2 separate regions of the Homo sapiens genome follow, and region 1 is linked to region 2. A link is an interaction called in ENCODE POLR2A ChIA-PET data of the cell type or tissue named here. Cell type or tissue: MCF 10A. All regions are shown on one strand. Each heading gives the region's core, and the rest is flanking DNA. Links, peaks and the distances in the headings are about the cores only.

What was found. ChIA-PET counts read pairs that join two places held together with the same protein. Peaks named below come from ENCODE experiments on the same cell type or tissue, not always from the same donor. Only the 100,000 strongest peaks of a DNase experiment are listed, where the experiment ranks them.
Region 1: POLR2A ChIA-PET joins it to region 2 with 5 read pairs; 2 of 35 experiments call an interaction of 5 or more read pairs at or near these places.

What each region holds. Positions count from the first base shown.
Region 1 is chr19:52,536,719-52,547,027 of GRCh38, forward strand. ZNF808 (zinc finger protein 808) reads left to right here. Exons shown (of 5, transcript NM_001039886.4): 3 at 6,548-6,629. The coding sequence starts at 6,567. Among named protein-coding and RNA genes, the nearest start is that of ZNF808, 14 kb to the left of the region's middle. In MCF 10A, for the core only: no CTCF peak of the experiment used is centred there; no DNase peak of the experiment used is centred there.
Region 2 is chr19:52,658,017-52,668,325 of GRCh38, forward strand. It overlaps LOC122539214 (Zinc finger protein LOC122539214), which reads right to left. Exons shown (of 4, transcript NM_001396016.1): 2 at 2,746-2,827. The coding sequence starts at 2,808. It also overlaps a transcript of ZNF83 not described here. Among named protein-coding and RNA genes, the nearest start is that of ZNF83, 25 kb to the left of the region's middle. RefSeq lists an enhancer at 6,135-6,635. In MCF 10A, for the core only: no CTCF peak of the experiment used is centred there; a DNase peak (open chromatin) is centred at 4,855.

The DNA of each region.
Region 1 (10,309 bases), core at 2,727-6,726, 120 kb before region 2:
GGAGAAACACAGCAGGGAGGACACCGGGGGATCTGGGGTGCTAGAGAGTGGGGACAGGGGGGCGTAACAGGGAAGAGAGAATTTAACAGGGAGAGCAGAGGAGACGCAGAGATAAGAGGCGGTAATATGTAGAGATTGAGGACGATCAAAAGATTGGGGAGAAGGAGCAACAAGAGGTTAAATAAGGACCGGGCGCTTTGGCTCATGCCTGTAATCCCAGCAGTTTGGGAAGCTTAGGCGGGCGGATCACCTGAGATCCGGAGTTCGAGACCAGCCTGACCAACATGGAGAAACCCCATCCCTGCTAAAAATACAAAACTAGCTGGGCGCGGTTGCATATGCCTGTAATGTCAGCTATTAGGGAGGCTGAGGCCAGAGAATCGCTTGAACTTGGGAGGCGGAGGTTGCGGTGAGCCGAGATCGCACCATTGCACTCCAGCCTGGGCAACAAGAGTGAAACTCTTTCTCAAAAAAAAAGCGGTTAAATAAGTTGTGAGGATGGAGCAGAAGAGGTGGAAGAGGAGTAATAGAGGGAAGAAGGGGATAAATAGCAGGAGAGTAGAGGGGTACAAAATGAGGAGCACAATCCCAGGGAAAAAGAAAAGAAAACAAGAGCTAGAGAGAGAAGGGGAGAATGAGAGATATGTACAGAATTAGAGAGGGAAGCACAGTAATGAAGAAAGAGGGGCCAGGTGCAGTGGCTCATGCCTGTAATCCCAGCACTTTAGGAGACTGAGGCAGAGGGATTGCTTGAGTCCAGGAGTTCAAGACCAGCCTAGGCAAAATAGACACCCCATCTCTTTCAAAAAGAAAGAAAAAATTAACGGGGCATGATAGTGTGCAGCTGTAATTTCAGCTACTCTGTAGGCGGAGGCTGGAGGATCACTTGAGCCCAGGAGCTCCAGGCTGCTGTGAGCAGAGATCATGCCACTGTACTCCAGCCTGGTCAAAAGAGCAAGACCCTGTCTCAAAAAAAAAAAAAAAAGGGTGGGGGACTTTGGGTACAGATGAGTGTGTGAGTTCATTGGATATGATTAGTTGTGACATGTTGACTTCTGTCTATAAAATCTAATAACTTGTTTAAATTATACAGATGAGTTTGAGAATTTTAAATGTCCTATCTGTGAGCCATGTATGTTCTATAAATATTGGTATCAGAGGTTAGCTTCCACTTGGAATCCCTATTCAGACCGAGGGCAGTGACATTCAATTGTGGGTCACTCTTCCCTTTTCCCATGGTGGGGTAGGAAGTGGTGGGAAAAAAAAATCGCTGTTATTACATAATACTTTTAATTAATTAATTAATATTTTGAGATAGGGTCTGGCTCTGTCGCTCAGCTGGAGTACAATGGCGTTATCTACTCTAACTGCAGCCTCGACCTCTTAGGCTCAAGCGATCCTCCCTCAGTCTCCTGAGTAGCTGAGACCACTGGTGTGAGACACCAAGCCCAGCTAGTAGTTTTTTTTTTCTTTGTTTGTTTTTTTGTAGAAACAGGGTTTCAGTATGTTTCCCGGGGTGGTCTCAAAATCCTGGGCTCAAAGGTTCCCCCGTCTTGGCCTTGCAAAGTACTGGGATTACAGGGATGAGCCACCGCGCCCGGCCTACATACTAATTATTATTATTATTATTATTAGTTTTTTGAGGTGGAGTTTCACTCCTGTTGCCCAGGCTGGAGTGCAATGGCACAATCTTGGCTAATGACTCTCTGTGCCTTTAGAGTTGAAGCGATTCTCCTGCGATACTACCCCCTGAGTATCTGGGATTACAGGCATGCGCCACCATGCCCTGCTAATTTTGGATTAGGAGGCCGAGGCAGGAGAATCACTTGAACCCAGGAGGCAGAGGTTGTGGTGAGCTGAGATCGCACCATTGTACTTCAGCGTGGGCAATAAGAGCGAAACTCTGTCTCAAAAAAACCAAAAAAGAATGGAGCAAAACAGGAGAGGGGCATAAAATGAGCAGAAGCCCAGGGGGAAATGCAGAAAAGAAACAGATGGAGAGAGAAAGTGAGAAAGGGCTATGCATAGAATGATGGAGGGAAGCAGTAATGAAGACGAAGAGGGACCCTGGGTGCAGATGAGTGGTGAGTTGATTGGATGTGATGATGAAGTGATGACATGTTGTTTTCTCTGTTTATAAGGTAACAAATTTAAAATTAGTTTAAATTATACAGATGAGAATGAGAGTTGCCAAACTCCTGTGTCTAAGTGTGGTTCATTTTATAATGATGGCGTCAGAGGCAGCTTCCCTCTGCAACCCCTCTTCAGCCAGAGGACAGTGACTTGACTCATTCGTTGTGGATCACCCTCTTCCCTTTTCATGGCTGGGGTCGGGAGTGGGGGAGAGAAGTAGGGTAAGAAGTGACTGACTCTGTTACTATATGGAACGTGATGAAAGGAGTATTAAAAGTGCTTTTGTTCTCTTTTTGTAATTGGTTTCCTTTTTTCTAGTTCCTCTTCATTTCATTTTTTTTTTTTTTTTTTTTAATTTTTGAGATGGAGTCTCTCTGTGTCACGCAGGCTGGAGTGGAGTGGAGCAGTCTTGACTCACTGCAACCTCTGCCTCCTGGGTTCAAGGAATTCTCTGCCTCAGCCTCCCAAGCAGCTGGGATTATAGGCACCTGCAGCCACACCTGTCTGATTTTTGTATTTTTAGTAGAGACAGTTTTCACCATCTAGGCGGGACTTGTCTTGCACTCATGACCTTGTGATCCACCGCCTTGGCCTCCCAAAGTGCTATGATTACAGGCGTGAGCCACCACACTTGGCCTCAGTAATTGTTTTTTATTTTTTAATTTTAGTTTTAATTTACTTATTTTTGTTGTGGTGGTTTTTTTTTTTTTTTTTTTTTTTTTGACGGAGTTTTGGTCTTGTTGCCCAGGGTGAAGTGCAATGGTGCGATCTTGCTCACTGCAACCTTTGCCTCTGGGGTTCAAGTGATTCTCCTGCCTCAGCCTCCTGAGTAGTTATGATTACAGGCACACACCACCATGGCCGGCTAATTTTGTATTTTCAGTGGAGATGGGGTTTCTCCATCTTGGTCAGGCTGGTCTTGAACTCCTGACCTCAGGTGATCCTCCCACCTCAGCCTCCCAAGGTGCTGGGATTACAGGTATGAGCCGCTGCGCCCGGCCTTTGTTATTGTTTTGAGACACTTTTACTGTTTCCCAGGCTGGAGTGCAGTGGCAGGATCACAGCACTGTGCAGCGGCAACCTCCTGGGCTCAAGTGATTTTCCCACCTCAGCCTCCGGAGTAGCTGGGGCCACAGACACACCCCACCAGGTCCGGCTAATGTTTAGATATATGTATTTATTTATTGAGACTCTCTGTCACCCACTCTGGAGTCTAGTGGCACGACCTCGTCTCACTGCAAACTCCGCCTCCTGGGGTCAAGCGATTTTCCTGCCTCAGCCTCCTGAGTAGCTGGAGTTACAGGTGTGCACCACTATGCCCTGCTAATGTTTGTATTTTTAGTAGAGACATAGTTTCTCCATATTGGCCAGGCTGGTCTCGAACCCCTAACATTGTGGTCTTCCTGCCCCGGCCTCCCAAAGTGCTGGGATTATAGGCGTGAGTCACTATGCCTGTCCTCATTGTTTTCAAAGTATGATATATTTTCAAATATTTCTCCTTTGGCCCAAGATTTCATTAGATCTGTATTTTTTAACCATTTTAAAATTGTTTCTCTATGAAATTTTTTTGAGTTTACATTGAGGTCTGTGTGCTTTCTAGTCTTTATCATATATCGAAAACATTTTCTACTATGTGATATATGTTGTTAGGTTGTTTCAGTGTGTACTTGATAATGATATCAAGGACCTTTTTTCTTTACCCTAACATGAAAATTCAGTTGAAGTAGCCTATTCCATTTTTTTTTCTTATGTCATCTGAAAAAATGGTAATCTGTGAGCTTCTAAGTAAGTGTCCCCTCAATTCCCTCTGGTCCATAATATTCTCTACAGATGTTGAAGGATGGGCTGGATTGACTTGGAACCTTGGTTTAGCAGAGCCCATGTGTTCTTGAGAAAAGCATTTGCTCAGATCTCATTTCTACAGCTGCCTCTTTTTCAGTGTTTTAAACATCTATTGCTATGTGTGCACAGTTGTGTGTATTTTGAACATTTTTCTGGGAGTGAGTAATGATATGTTTGGGATTGATGCCATCAGAACCTTACAACTTGAAAGAAGTTTCGTTTGCTCAGGTATATAAGATGGTCCTGGAATTTTTGTTTGTTTGTTTGTTTTTCTTTGAGATGGAGTCTCGCTCTGTCACCCAGGCTGGAGTGCAGTGGCATGATCTCAGCTCACTGCAACCTCTACCTCCTGGGTTCAAGCAATTCTTTTGCCTCAGCCTCCTGAGTAGCAGGGACTACAGGCCCCCGCCACCACGCCTGGCTAATTTGTGTATTTTTAGTAGAGACGGGATGTCACCATATTGGCCAGGATGATCTTGAACTCCTGACTTTGTGATCTGCCCGCCTCAGCCTCCCAAACTGCTAGGATTACAGATGTGATCCACCCCGCCTGGCCTTTTTTTTTTTTTTAAACCGTTTTTAAATAAAATTTTTCATGGTGTGACATAGAGATCCAATATTATTCTTTTCCATGTAGATATCTAGTTAGGTATTACAAGGGTGAGTCACCGCTCCTGACTGGTCTGGAAATTTTCTAGAGGAGGAAGACCAAGGCAGCCTATTGGCCCTTTCAGGCAATCACATGGGAATCAGCCACATGTCCTTCCTCCTCACCTCAGAGCATCTCAGAATAACTTGGTGAAATGTCTCCCACTGTGAGCCTCAGTGAGCCCACCTGTAACATAGAGGTGAGGAATAAGACCGGAAAAGCTCAGTCAGAGTGACACTGACCCCTGAAATGACTGACAAAATACAGTGTGTGACTTTTCTTCTGGGAGAGGTAGTGCTCAGTTTTAACTCGAATTTTAAAGGGATTCCAGTTCTCCAAATATTAAAAAAAAAAAAGCACAAGATGATTAAAATCAGGGGATTAGACTCAAATCACCTTGAACCTTATCATCTCACAGCTTTAACCCACTTACACGACTCCATGTCCCCTGCAGGCGTCGCCCCTGAGCTCTACAATCCTGTGTCCAGTTGTCTCAGCTGTCTCCTGGGTCATCAAACAGGCATCCCCACCTTCAGGTGTCCACGAGTGGCTTTCTAAACCCCCAAACACATTTCCTTGCAGTCTGCACATCTCAGATGAGAGTGACTGTGTACTTCTGGAAACTTAGCCAAACTTGACAGCATGTATTTTATATTTGTGAAATAAATCACTTTATTTGTAAGTGTTGTAATTTATAATATAAAGAGAAACTTAGATGTATACGTGAAAAGAGTGAGAAGATACATCACTTCCAATTTTTTTTTTTTTGAGACGAATTTTCACTCTTGTGGCCCAGGCTGGAGTGCAATGCCACGATCTCAGTTCACTGCAACTTCTGACTCCTGGGATCAAGGGATTCTCCTGCGTCAGACACCCGAGTAGCTGGGATCACAGTCGACTTTCAAAATGCTTTTGGGTTGTGGGAGAAAAATGTTTGAAAACCATGTCCCTATGGGTCTGTGCCCCCAGGACCTCTCTGACCTCATCTCCTACCTGTGCCCTCCTCTCTTCCACTGCTCCAGCCCCACGGGTCGCTTTCCTTTTCCTGGGGCTGAGGTTGCTCCTGTCTCAGGGCCCTCACTTGAGCTGTCCCTCTCTCTAGGATGCTCTTCCCCTCAGCTGCAAGTGACAAGCAGCCTTTCTTTCCTAGGTCCTTGTTCTGATATCATCTTCTCCGGGTTTCCTTTGTGATCTCCCACAGCCCCCATTTGACACTGCAGCTGTGAAACCAGAAAATCTTACAGAGATCTCAGTTATTTAGAGAGTTTAGTTTGCCCAAGGTGGTCGGGGCAGAGCTTAATTTTATACATTTTATGGAGACATGAGACATCAATCAATATATGTAAGAAGTACATTGGTTTGGTCTGGGAAGGCGGGACAACTTTAAACAAAGGCAGGAAGACTTGAAGCAGGGAGGCGGCTTTTAGGTCACAGAGAAATGAGGCACAAGTAGTTACAATCTTTTGAGTTTCCTTTTTTTTTTTGAGATGAAGTCTCATTTTGTCGCCCAGGCTGGAGTGCAGTGGCACGATCTCGACTCACTGCAACCTCTGCCTCCTGGGTTCAAGTGATTCTCCTGCCTCAGCTTCCCAAGTAGGTGCCCAGATCTTTTTTTTGGGGGGGGGGTGGAGGCTTTGATCAGGGATGAGTCTGTGCCATAAAGGGGGCATCAGTGCAGCCCAGGTCCCCCCTGCTGCCTCGTGTGTGGCGGCTTCTCCATGAAGGGAGTGAGATCTGAAGACCGGGGTCAAACATACACTTGTAGGTCTTCCTGTGGGACTTTCTTACCTCTGCATGATCTCTGGTGCAGTGGGCAGTGGGGGACTTCTTTCTACAGGGTGACATCTCCCGGTTCATGTGGTTTTGTCACAGGAAGGGAGTGAGTCATTTCTAACATGAAGTCTTATTTTTTTTCACATACAGGATTGATTTCTAAAGACTCATGTTACGTGAGGAAGCAGCTCAGAAGAGGAAAGGAAAGGAGTCAGGCATGGCTCTTCCTCAGGTGAAGTGATATTCCTCTGTGGATTAATCTGTCTCTTTCCTTTCTGAAATGTAGTAGTATTATATTGTATTGTAGTAATGTATTGTAGCAGCCAGTCTTTTCTGAGTCTGAAGCATTTTGCCTGACACGTTCACTTGCACTCACCCATGCCTGCCCTCAGTTCCTCTCAGGTGCTCTGAGATTCCATCTCCTGTGACCCAGTGACATGAACTTGGGAAGAGGCTCCACTGGGCATGGTCTTGGGAAGGGCTCACACCCAGACGTGGATAAACATGGGGTGTGGGCCCGTTGATGTCAGAGCTGCTGGGCAGCCTGGATTGTTCAGGGGCCACATCTGGATGTCAGCTCAGAGAAACTACATATGAAATACGTATGTTAATGTGCGCAGATGTGTGGTAAATTCTGGGAAAGGAGACGAATAAGAGGAGATATTTTGTATCTGATTTGGTAATGCATTTGAAGCCACACTAGTAGATCAAGATGTCTCTGTGTCCAAATTTTTTTTTTTTTTTTAAGAGACAAGATGTTGGTCCCAGTGCAGTGGCTTACACCTGTAATCCCAGCATTTTGGGAGGCCAAGGCAGGAAGATCACTTGAGGTCAGGACTTAGAGACCAGCCTGGCTAACATGGTGAAACCCCATCTCTACTAAAAATACAAAAATTAGCTGCATGTGGTGGTGCATGCCTGTAATCTCAGCTACTCAGGAGGCTGAGGTAGGAGAATCACTTGAGTCCAGGAGGTGGAGGTTACTGTATGCCGAAATTGTGCCACTGCACTCCAGCCTGGGAGATGGAGCGAGACTCTGTCTCAAAAGAAAAAAGAGAGAGAGAGAAGGTGTCGCTCTGTGGCTTAGTTCTGGAGTACAATGGCACAATTCAGAGTTTACAGCAGCCTCAAACTCCTGAGCTCAACTAATCGCTACTGTAGCCTCCCAAAGAGCCTGAATGATAGGCATGGGTCACCATATGTATGTGTGTATATTATGTATGTATTTATTTATTTTAAGATGGAGTCTCAGTCAGCAAAGCTGGAGCGCAGTGGTACGATCTCGGCTCTCTGCAACCTCCCCCTCCCAGTTTCAAGCAATTCTTCTGCCTCAGCCTACCAAGTTGCTGGGACTACAGGCATGCACCACCACACCCAGCTAATTTTTGTATTTTTAGTTGAGACGGGGTTTCATCATGTTCGTTATGCTGATCTGGAACTCCTGACCTCATGATCTGCCTATCTCGGACTCCCTAAGTGCTGAGGTTAAAGGTGCACACCACCATGTCAGGCCTTATTTTTTATATTGTATTTTTATTTTGTTGTCTAGGCTGGAGTGCAGTGGTGCAATCAAAGCTTGCTTTAGCCTTGATATCCTGGCCTCAAGTGATCCTCCCCTCTTGGTCTCCCAAATTGCTGGCATTCCAAATGGGAGACAGCCAGCTTGGCTGGACTCTGCACATTTTTGAGATGGAGTGTCGCTCTGTTGCCCATGTTGGATTGTAGTGGCGGCATCTCAGCTCACTACAACCTCTGCCTTCTGGCTTCAAGCAATTCTTTTGCCTCAGCCTCCTGAGTATCTGGGATTACAGGCATTCGCTGTCACGCCTGGCTAATTATTTTGTATTTTTAGTAGAGATGGGGTTTCACCGTATTGGTCAGGCTGGTCGAACTACTGACCTTGTGATTTGTTCACCTCGGCCTCCCAAAGTTCTGGGATTTACAGGCCTGAGCCACTGCACTTGGCTAAAGTCTGCACTTTTAATGACTGTCAATGCAATGGAAAGTGGAGATAGGCATCAGTGGTACAGGATGCTTTATTACATCATTGATTTTATTTTATTTTTAAATTTGTTTTGAGTTGAGTCTCTGTTGTCCAGGCAGGAGTGCAGTGGGGTGATTTTGTTTCACTGTAGCCTCTGACTCCCAGATTACAGTGATTCTGTTGCCTCAGCCTCTCCAGTAGCTTGGATTAGAGGTGGGCCACCACGTGGGTAACGCCATGATGTGATGTGTGTGCATGAATACATGGGTGGATAAGCCCATGGTTTATGTAGAAAACACAACATTTGCAATAAGTTTTATTTTTTATAATAATTGTAATGATTTTAAGTATTTTTCATTGTTGTCAACTATCACAATAATGAGTTAATGGTAAGATGGGGCCGGGCCCGGTTGCTCACACCTGTAATCCCACCACTATGGAAGGCTGAGGTGGGTAGCTCATGACATCAGGAGTTCAAGACCATCCTGGCTAAGATGGTGAAACCCTGTCGCTGCTAAATATACAAAAATTAGATGGATGTGGTGGCAGGTGCCTCAAATCCTAGCTACTGGGGAGGCTGAAGCAAGAGAATTGCTTGAACCTGGGTGGCACAGGTTGCAGTGAGCTGAGAGATTGTGCCACTGTATTCCAGCCTGTGCAATAGAGTGAGACTCCATCTGGAAAAAAAAAAAAATAAGAAGTATTGGGAAGGATTATATGTATGCCTGTGTGTGTCCATTCAGCGACCTTGTAGGATGCTCCGTGTTCTTACCCTGGGACCTTTGTCACATTCTCTGCACTAGATAAACCCGTGTCAGTTTAGTTTAAAGCTGTATCTGTTACTTCAGCGTTTATATTCAAATGTGAATCCCAGACATCTGGATTCAGTGCTTGTGTTGACATTTTTAGCTATTTGATTTGTGGTAATTTTCCTAGTATGTGTGATGCACTTGTGTCCAAGTACAGATCTTTCTTCATGGGACAGTATGTTATTTTATGGCTTAAGACATGGGAAGCACTTAGAACAGTGTATAGCACATGGGAAGCATTCAAAAATGTTAGTCATGGCTATTGCTGTCATCATAACAGTTTTTTTTTTTTTTTTGGAGACAGAGTATTGCTTTGTCACCCAGGCTGAAGTGCAGTGGCATGATATTGGGTCATTGCAACCTCTGCCTCCTGATTTCAAGCAATTCTCCAGCCTCAGCCTCCCAAGTATCAGGGATTACAGGCACCCACCACCACACCCAGCTAATTTTTGTGTTTTTACTAGAGAAGGGGTTTCAGCGTGTTCCCAGGCGGGTCTCAAACTCCTGACCTCATGATCCACCTGCCTTGGCCTCCCAAAGTGCTGGGATTACAGGCATGAGCCACTGTGCCTGACCGATCATGATAGTTTTTAGATTTGGACTTTTCTTTCAAAGCCAATGGACTCTGTCCTCTCTGAAACACCGCTTGTATCTTAGTTCATCTAGAGACTAAATATCGCCTTGTATGTTGAACATAATAGCTGACATGTCTGTAGAGAAAACCCTGTGTTTGCTTTTTTTTTTTTTTTTTTTTGAGATGGAATCTTGCTCTGTTGCCAAGCTAAAGTGAAGTGGTGCGATCTCGGCTCACTGCAACCTCCGCCTCCTGGATTCAAGCAATTCTCCTGCCTCAGCCTCTTGAGTAGCTGGGAGTACAGGCCTGCGCCACAACACCTAGCTAATTTTTGTATTTTCAGTAGAGATGTGGTTTCGCCATGTTGGCCAGGAAGGTCTTGATATCTTGACCACATTGTCTACCTGCCTTGGTCTCCCAAAATGCTAGGATTACAGGCGAGAGCCATTGCCTGGAATTGCTTTTTTTTTTTTTTTTTTTTTTTAGATGGAGTGTCAGTCTGTTGCCCAGGATGGAGGGCAGTGGTGCGATCTTGGCTCACTGCA
Region 2 (10,309 bases), core at 3,318-7,317:
TCCCGGCTATTCAAAAGGCTAAGGCAGGAGAATTGCTTTAACCATGAAAGCGGAGGTTGCAATGAGCCAAGTTCATGCCATTGCACTCCACCCTCGGCAACCAGAGTGAAACTTCATCTCAAAAAAAAAAAAAAAAAGTAGTGAATAGGAAAAGAAACAACAACAAAGAATAAAGAAAAATGAAGGGAGTCTAAACAGACTAACAGGACACCATCAAGGACACCATCCTACACATTATGAAAGTCCCAGGCCAGGTTCTGGCTCATGCCTGTAATTTCAGCACTCACGCCTGTAATTCCAGCACTTTGGGAAGCCAGGGTGTGGGGATCACCTGAGGTCAGAAGTTCATGACCGGCCTGGCCAACATGGTGAAATTTCATCTCTACCAAAAATACAACAATTAGCCAGGTGTGGTGGTGCGCACCTGTAACCTCAGTTACTTGGGAAGCTGAGGTGAGAGAATCGCTTGAATCCAGAGGCAGAGGCTGGAGTAAGCCGAGATTGCACCACTGCACTCCAGCCTGGGTGACAGTGTTGGGATTTACTCAAGATAGGGGCAGAAATATTAAAGAGAAATATTAGGGAAAGTTATAGGGAATAGTCACAAACCTTTTGGAAGGCCGAAAGGTTATATAGCTTGTAATAATTGAACAGGCTGAAGGCACCCGGTTCTTACCTTAGAGCATTAGGTCATAGGGTAAATACTAGGGACAATAGAGGCTTCCCCAGTTAAGCCTGTTTACCCTACCTCCATTAACTAACCTTTGAGCCAGATGGCCCTCTAGCGGGAGGCTGACCAGGGAAATTGCCCCTTAATGGTATTTACTTCAGATCACAGTACCTGAGCTTTAATCATTCATGAAACTACTCTCTTAACCATGCTAATTATCCTCAAGTGTGTTTACTCAAACTTCTGTTGTTAATTCTATTCTAAATAAATGCCTGGAGTGCGAGCTGCTCAGGGCCGGCTCTTGGTGTGCAGGCGATTGGGCACCCAGCAGGACTGGCAAAGCAGAATATCTATGTGTCGGTGTACGTTTCATTCATCCGTCTGGGCCAGGGTCCGTGGGCAGACCCCCGCAGCTAATGCCCTCTTGTGAGGAGCAATACCTCAGTTGATGTCCTGTGTGAGGAAAGTCAGGGATCTGCAGAAACAGACCCCCCACAGTTCAAGCCTCTCTTGAGGCAACCTGTGAAGGAAGCGTGAGGACCGCCCTCTTGAGGAAAGCTGCGATGGAAGCATGAGGAACGCGACCCCCGAAAACAAAGGCAAAGAAGGATTTCGTGGTCAAGCCAGTGAGTAATCAGTAAGTCATTGGTGCCCACTCGAGGTTACCACCTTCTGGGGGAAGTTGAGTCAAGCTAAGGTTTCATCACGGGACAATAGTTGTCAGCTCAACAGAAACGGTATATAAAAATGTTCAGACAGTTGCTTAAGGCTACTGGTCGGAAACACAGCAGAACTAGCAAAACGGAATTATCTGTGTGTCAGTGTATGTTTTATTCATATGTGGTTTAGGTCAGGGTTGACATGCAGATCCCACAGCTAATGCTCTCTTGTGAGGAGCAATACCTCAACAGAGCAAGACTCCAACTCAAAAAAAAAAAAAAGAGTACCAGAAGTCACAGAAGTGAGTGAGAAGAAGAAAGGAACAGAAAAGCTTGTTGGAAGGCATAATGGCAAAAATTTCTAATTTCAGGATGCAAAAGAAACAAATTCAACACCTTAAGAATATCCAACATGGATAAATCTAAGTAAGAGACCTATAACAAACAACATCATAATAAAACTGTCAAAATTCAGAGATAGAGAAAGAATCCTAACAACAGCCAAAAGAAGAGCTAACTCTCACCCAAGAGGGAGCTCCTGTAATATTATCAAGATATTTCTCGGCTGGGTGGGCGGTAACTCACGCCTGTAATCCCACGACCTTGGGAGGCTGAGGCGGGCAGATCATGAGGTCAGGAGTTCGAGACCAGTCTGGCCAACATAGTGAAACCCATCTCTACTAAAAATACAAAAAATTAGCGGGGTGTGGTGGTGTGCGACTGTAATCCCAGCTACTCAGGAGGCTGAGGCAGGAGAATTGCGGTGGTAAGACCATGGTGGTAAGAATCATGGTGGTAAGACCACAGTAGTAAGCTTTGCTTAAGTGAGTGGGAAATTTTGCATAGTCTTAGTCAGAGAGGGCACCTCTGCAGCTGGGGGTAGGGATGGAATCTTCCCACATCTAAAAGAGGAAATGGCAAATCCAAGAAGAAGCAATCAGTTTTCAATGCCCCAACTTGCAGGAAACTTCCAGATATCTGCAGTGAAGTCACCATGCTCACAGGCAGCCAGTGTGTTATTCTTAGCAACAGTGAAAAACTGTCAAGGAGATTAAGTGAAGTCAGGGATTTGAGACCAGCCTGGCCAACATGGTGAAATCCTGTCTCTATTAAAAATACAAAATTAGCCCAGAGTGGTGGTGGACACCTATAATCACAGCTGCTTGGGATGCTGAGGCATGAGAATCTCTTGACCCTGGGAGGTGGAGGTTACAGTGATCCCAGATTGCTCCAGTGAACTCCAGCCTGGGCAATAAAGGGAGATAGAATTTAAGATGACGGGGACTGAGAAAAGCCTTGGGTGAGTGCGAGCAAACTTGTGACGCAGGACGCTTCAGACTCACGGAAGTCTGCCTACTACAATACCTGGTATATCAGAAAAGAGAGAGAAGAATCCACTGAGGAATATCACTTTACCTGAGGAAGAGCCATCCTTGTCTCCTTTTCTTTGGTCTTCTTGGTGGCTTTCTCATGTAACATGAGTCTTTGGAAATTAATTCTGTGTGAGAAAAAAATATGATATTTAATTAATTTTTTTTGAGATGGAGTCCAGCTCTGTCACCATGATGGGGTTCAGTGACATGATCTCGTCTCACTGCAACCTCTGCCTCCCCAGTTCAAGGAATTCTCTTGCCTCAGTGTACCAAGTAGCTGGGATTCAAGCCATACTCCACGATGCACAGCTAATTTTTGTATTTTTAGTAGACATGGGGTTTCATCATGTTGGCCAGGAGAGTCTCAATCTCCTGACCTTGAGATCTGCCCACCTCAGCCTCCCAAAGAGCTATGATTACAGGGGTAAACCACCAGACCCAGCTGAGATTTAATGTTTAGAAACCACACATTCCTTTCCTGTGACAAAACATACACAGGGGAGACCTTACCCGGTATAAAGACTGTCCTCTACTGCCCACTGCACCAGAGATCATGCAGAGATAAGAAAGCCCCACAGGAAGACCTACAAGGGTAATTTTGACCCATTTTCAGATCTTGCTCCCTCCTGAAAATGTCCACACACACGCTGAAGCAGGGCACAGACCTTCAGGACACAGATCTGGCCCTAACCAAACCCCATGCAGAGCACAGCCCCCTCACCTCCCTGTGGATCACAGACTGACCTCAGTTCTCAATATGGGGGAAACTGCCTTGATGTTCAATGCTGGACACAGATGAGAATCACCAGCGCCATCGTATTATTGAGGGTGTGTCCCATCCTATGATAATAGCAATCTTTGATAGAATAGCATAAAAGATGTATTTGCAAAATGCCTGAGAAACCTAATGTGAAGTCAGGGTTGAGCTCCACTCAGAGGGTACCAGCTGAGCACAGCCCCACCTTCTGGCTCTGCTCTCCCCTTGGGGACTTGTTCCCACCAGGATCCAGTGAACAGCGAAGGAGCTAAAAGAATCACACAGAACAGGTAACATGGACCAGAGGTGGGGGTGAAGGTGGGGCTGCAATGTCAAATGGGGCCTGTGGGAGATCACAAAGGTTACTGTAGATAAAGTGATGTCACAACAAAGACTTAGGGAAGAAAGGCTGCTTGTCACTTGCAGCTGATGGGACAGAGAGTCCTAGGCCGAGGGACAGCCCAGGTGAAGGCCCTGAGACAGGAGCAACCTCAGCCCCAGAAAAAGGAAAGAAACCTGCGTGGCTGGAGCAGAGGGAGTGAGGAGGACACAGGCAGGAGATGAGATCAGGGAGGTCCTGGGAGCACAGATCCATAGGGATGAGGTCTTGAAATATTTTTCTCCCACACTTCAAAAGAATTTTGGAAATGATGTATTTTCTCACGCCTTTCATGTATACACACAACTTTTCTTTACGTTATAAATTACAACATTTACAAATAATGGAATTCATTTCTCATTTTAAAAATACATGCTGTCAAGTTTGGCTAAGTCCCCAGAAGTACCCTGTCACCCTCATCTGAGACATGTAGGACTGCAAGGGAATGTGTTCAGGGGTTTAGGAAGTCACCTATGGAAATGTGCATTTGGAGACGCCTGTTTAATATCCCAGCAGAGAGCTGAGGAGCCAACTGAACACAGGATTGCAGAGCTCAGGGGAGAGGCCTGTAGGGAACATGGAGTCGTGTAGGTGGGTTAAAGTTGTGAAATGACACGATATGGAAGGGCAGTGGGTGTGGACAGAGACAAGGAGAGGTTCAAGATGATCTGAGTCTAATTACCTGTTTTTTCCATTCTGGTACTTGTGTTTTTTATATTTTTGGAGAACAGTAACTTATTTAAAATTCATATTACACCTGAGCATTACCATCTCGTATAGAAAAAGCCACAAACTATTTGGCCAATCATTTCAGGGGTCAGTGTCACTCTGACTGAGCTTTTCTTGTCTTATTCCTCACCTGTATATTACAGATGGGGGTCACTGAGGTTCAGAGTAGGAGACATTTCACCAAGTTATCCAGAGAAGCTCTGAGTTGAGTCAGAAGGAGGTGCGGCTCATTCCTATGTGATGGACTGGAAGGGCCAACAGAATGTGTTGGTTTTTTCTCTAGAAAATTGCAGGATGGGCCAGGTGTGGTGACTCATGCCTGTAATCCCAGCACTTTGGGAGGCTGACAGGGGTAGATCACATGAGCCCAGGAGTTTGAGACCAACCTGGGCAACACGGTGAAATCCCGTCTCTATGAAAAGTACAAAAAATAGCCAGGCATGGTGATGTGCATCTGTGGTCCCAGCTATTTGGGAGGCTGACCAGGGAGGATCACTTGGACCTGGGAAGCAGAGGTTGCAGTGAGCCAAGATCGTATCACTGCACTCAAGCATGGCTGACAGAGTGACACTCCATCTCAAAAAAGGAAAAAAAAAATTCCAGGACCATCTGTTATATACCTGAGCAAAAGAAATGTCTCTTTCAATGTCTAAGGTCCTGATGGCATGAATCCTAAACATGCAATTATTTTCCCAGAAAAATGACAGTAATACGTTCAAAATACACACAATTGTGAACCCCTAGCTATAGGTATTTAAAACACTGAAAGAGAGGCAGTGGTAGAAATGAGATCTGAGCAAATGTTTTCTTCATGAACACATGGACTCTGCTGGAACAAGGTTCTAAGTCAATCCAGCCCATCCTTCAACATCTGCAAAGAATATTATGGACCAGAGGAACTTGAGGAAAATGTTTACTTAGAGGCTCACAGCTCACCATTTAATCAGATGACATGAGGAAAGAAAATGGAGTAATAGGCTACTTGAACTAAATTTTGATGTTAGTGTAAAGAAAAAATTTCCTTGATATCTTTATTGAGTACACATTGAAACAACCTAAAATCATTTATCAGGTACCAGAAAATGTTTCCAATACATAATAAAGACTAGAATGCAGGCAGTGCTCAATCTAAACTGAACACAATAAATTTCAGAGAAAAACAATTTTAAAATGGTTAAAAAATATACATCTAATGAAATGTGAGGTCAAAGAAGAAAATTCAAAACACATATAATAGTTTGAAAATGATAATGTGATGTCGTAAGATTCTACCAAAGCTTATTTGAGAAGCAGTTATTTATTTTACTTTATTTTATTTTATTGAGACGGAGTCTCGCTCTGTTGCCCGGCTGGAATGCAGTTATGCGATCTCGGCTCACTGCAACCTCCACCTCCCGGATTCAAGCTATTCTCCTGCCTGTCTCCCCAGTAGCTGGAATTACAGGCAAGCATCACCATGCTCAGCTAATTTCAGTATTTCAGTTGAGATGAGGATTCACCATGTTGGCCAGGCTGGTCTCGAACTCCTGAAATTAGGTGATCCACCAGCCTTGGCCTCCAAACTGCTGGGATTACAGGTGTGAGCCACTGCACCAGGCCTATTTTTTTTTTTTTTTTTTAATTAAGAACAAGCTGGGTGTGGTGGCTCATGCCTGTAATCCCAAGACTTTGGGAGGCCGATGCGGCTGGATCCCTTAAGCCCTAGAGTTCGAGACCAGCCTGGGCAACATGGAGAAAGCCCGTCTCTATGAGGAACACAAAAATTTGCCCTATGCGGTGGCATGTAGCTGTGGTCCCAGCTACTCTGGAGGCTGAAGTGGGAGGATCCGTTGAACCCAGGAGGTTTATGCTGCGGTGAGCTCTGATCCTGTAACAGCTCTCCAACCTGGGTGTCAAAGTGAGACCCCATCTCCAATTAAAAAAAGAAGAAGAAGGAACCACTGGGTCCTGGGTCTAGGGGCAGGGAATCTAAGGCCAATTAACACGAACTTTTAAGTCCACGCCATCTGCTTCTGGGTCTGTGCCAATTAGGGCAGGACAAAAGCCAGGACTGGGGGGTGGAACCCCAGGAGGTGAGCCGGGCCTGAGCAAGGCCAGGAAGGGATGCAGATTAAGTGGGTGGGGCCTGAGTGAGGCCAGGGTGGGGCATGAAGGACAAGGGGCCTGGTGTGGGGGGGTGAGGGGGGAAGAGGCCTGGGCTGTGAGGGGTTCGCAGGGGAATGAAGGGGTCAGGGCCTGAGCTTCCCTCTATCTCACTCTCCGTGTTTCTGTTTTCCAGGTTTTGAAGGCGAAACCCACCAGTGAGGCTGGAACAGCTCAGGAGTCAGGGAAATAGTACCTCCCTGAGAAGTGAACATGGGGTGGTAATTAGATCCAGGAAAGTTCCTTACTATTGAAATTAATTTTAGCAATTTAATTCCAAAACCTCAAAGTTGTCTAGGGCAGGAATGCAAACTAGAATGCGAAATGCAAAGTCCTGCCTGAGCCAAATGTACAATTTTATGCTGACGGCCCACAGAACCAATTAGAAATCCTCTCCCTTTCTATTCTTCATTCACTGGGGTGGGAGAGTCCACCCTGTGCTCAGCTCCAGAGACTTTCCTAGAGCCACTGCCTGGGGTGGGGAGCAGAGGGCTCAGGCCAGGGAGGAGTGAGGTCACCACCTGCTGCTTAAACACAGCAGGGATGTGGGTGGGGTGGTGGGAGCCAGGAGTCCCAGCTACTCAGGAAGCAGGGGTAGGAGGATAGCTGAGCTGGGAAGTCCAGGCCAGCCTGGGCGACAAAGTAAGACCCTCTACCCCAGAGTTCCCTCCTCCGTCTCAATAAGAAAAAAAGTGATTAAAAAAAAAAGCACTGACCTTGTAACAGTGCATATAAATTGCCCAGTTGTTCCTTACATTTGTTATTTTATGCTGCACTTGTTAGATATGAGTTCTAAATTTCTCTTCAAAGAATCAATGTGTCAGTATGTGCAATTATTTGCCTTCTACTTTTAAACTTAACTTCCTCATAAAGCAACCTTTTTTAATCACCTGCTCCACCCTGAGTAATTCTCCAACCTGACTCATTCCATAATCATTTTTCCCACCAAACCACTCACCCCATCACTCTTTTTAAATTAGCCAATCGGAATTAGCTTAGCCTGTGCGGTCTAATCCTAGCCGATAGGGGAATGACACAGCAGCAGGGGCCTCATGCGTCTGGAGTAAGAACCCCTTCCTGTCCCTTGCCCAAGTGTGCACTCACCATTGCTCCATCTATGAGGACGCACCCTTCTATAGAAGTAAATTGCCTTGGCCATGTGCGGTGGCTCACACCTGTAATCCCCCCACTTTGGGAGGCTGAGGTGGGCAAATCACGAGGTCAGGAGATTGAGACCATCCTGGCTAACAGTGAAACCCCGTCTCTACTAAAAATACAAAAAAAAAAAATTAGCCGGGCATGGTGATGGGTGCCTGTAGTCCCAGCTACTTGGAAGGGTGAGGTGGGAGAATGGTGTGAACCCGGGAGGCGGAGCTTGCAGTGAGCCAAGATCGCACCACTGCACTCCAGCCTGGGCAACAGAGCAAGACTCCATCTCAAAAAAAAAAAAAAAGAAAGAGACAGAGAGTCAAAGAGAGAGAGAGAAAGAGACAGAGAGACAAAAAGGGAGTCAAAGAGAGAGGGAGAAAGAGACAGAGAGTCAGAAAAGAGAGAGAGAGAGTAGTAGTAGAGAGAAAACAGTATACCCTATTCCTTTAAAAGCCAGGGTAAATTTAAAACCTATAATTGATAATTGAAGGTCTTCTCCATGACCCTATAACACTCCAATACCACCCTGTTGTCAGTGTAAACAATGGCATATCCTGAAAGCACTGAGGCCACTGACAACCCATAGCTTACCTATCAAAAATCCTTAACCCAGTAAACCGCGGATGGCCCAAATGCATTCAATCTGTAGTGGCAACTGCTCAGCTAACAGAAGAAACAGAAAAATAACTTTTAGAGGAAACCTCATTGTGAGCACACCTCATCAAGGAAGAACTATCCTAAGTCAAAAAAAAAAAAAAAAAAAAAAGGCAAAATGGTAGCTTACTGACTCAAGAATCTTCAAGTATGAGGCTATTCTGGTAGAAAAAGATGATTTAACATTAACCACTGAAAATTCCATTAACCCAGCAGGTTTTCTAACAGGGGGTCTAAATCTTAATTATTTACCATGCAAAGGTCTGACCAGGCCTAGGAGGAACTCCCTTCCAGACAGGACTATACAGGGTTTCTCCCAGGTGACTGAGGGAAAAAGACATAATGGGTATTCAATAAGTGATAAAGAAACTCTTGCAGAAGCAGAGTTAGGAAAATTGCCTAATAATTGGACTGCTGAAATGTGCAAGCTGTTTGCACTCAGCCAAACTTTAAAGTAGTTACAGAATCAGGAAGGAGGCCACCTATACCACTTCTAAGTTAATATGGACTGAACAAGGTCTTATTAATAGCAAAGAATTGAAATCCCAAACTTACAACGTTTTCAACGAAAGTCAAGTTTGCTAAAAGTTAACATTGTAACATGTATTATCCTAACTTCTAATCTTGTGACCTTAGGCAGTCTAGTTCACAGACATGAAGGAAGTTCACTTTGGGAAAGAATGGTTATCATCTTTGAAAAAAAAAAAAAAAAAAAGGAGGAAGGAGAATTTATGTAAAAAGAATGTTATATGGTAAATTCTTGTCCTAAAATAAATCAAATGGTGGTTTAAAGAAAGGGATGTTTGCAACAATTCAGAAAGTTGAGGCATGTTGAAGAATTGTCTGTCAAAGTTGTGAAAAAAGAAAAGTTATAAGAGGGAATTTATGCAAGAAATGTCATATAATTTGAAAGTAATTAGTCCTCCTGATTGTAAAACTGTTGAAGAAACAGTTTATGTGCAAGTTGTGTAAGGAAAGTAAAATATACTTTTGGTAAAAGGATTATAGGGAGGCAGAAGAATGTGGATTTTTACCTACATTGAAAGATTAAAAAAATTTGTTTTAAAGGTTTAAGCAAGTTTCAAAATGTTAATTGTAAAGGAAATTCTGTGTGTAAACATACTGGCAAAAGTTAAAGGGGTAATATCCAGTTTTTCTGTGAACTGGATATTAAAATAAAAGCACAACCAGTTTTTCTTAAAGCACTAACATGCTCTTCAACAAAAATTATAAAAGGTTAAAGAGTCTATAAAAATCTTACCTTATGGTCAGACATTAACATTGGATAAATATGTCTACAAGGTTTTATTAAAATTAAGTTTAACATTAATAAAACACTAATATAAAGGTGAAATGTAGCTTATCTGGTATAAAAATCATACATGAAGTGTTAAATATAAAATGGTATTTGGCTTTCTTTGGTCTAAAAACTAATAAAAATAGGTGCTAAAGAAAATTTCTCAGCAAGAAGGCACCAAGGATTATAAAGTCCACTGCTGATGTCCCCACGTTTAAAACAAATGATAAATTTCTTAGAAATTATATACTTGGTTTATCCTCCACCTTCTCTTCCTTTAAAACAAGAGTCTCTCAGCACAGGCGCCAGCTTCGGAGTTTCCAGTACATCAGCATCGGCCTGGGGATGACGTTCTCATCAAAGGATGGAAAGAATGGAAACTCGAGCCAGCCTAGGAAGGACCCTATCTTGTGCTGCTAACCACTGAGACTGCTGTTCATACAGCAGAAAGGGAGGGACACATCACACCTGAGTCAAGCAGGTGCCATTATCATCAGAAT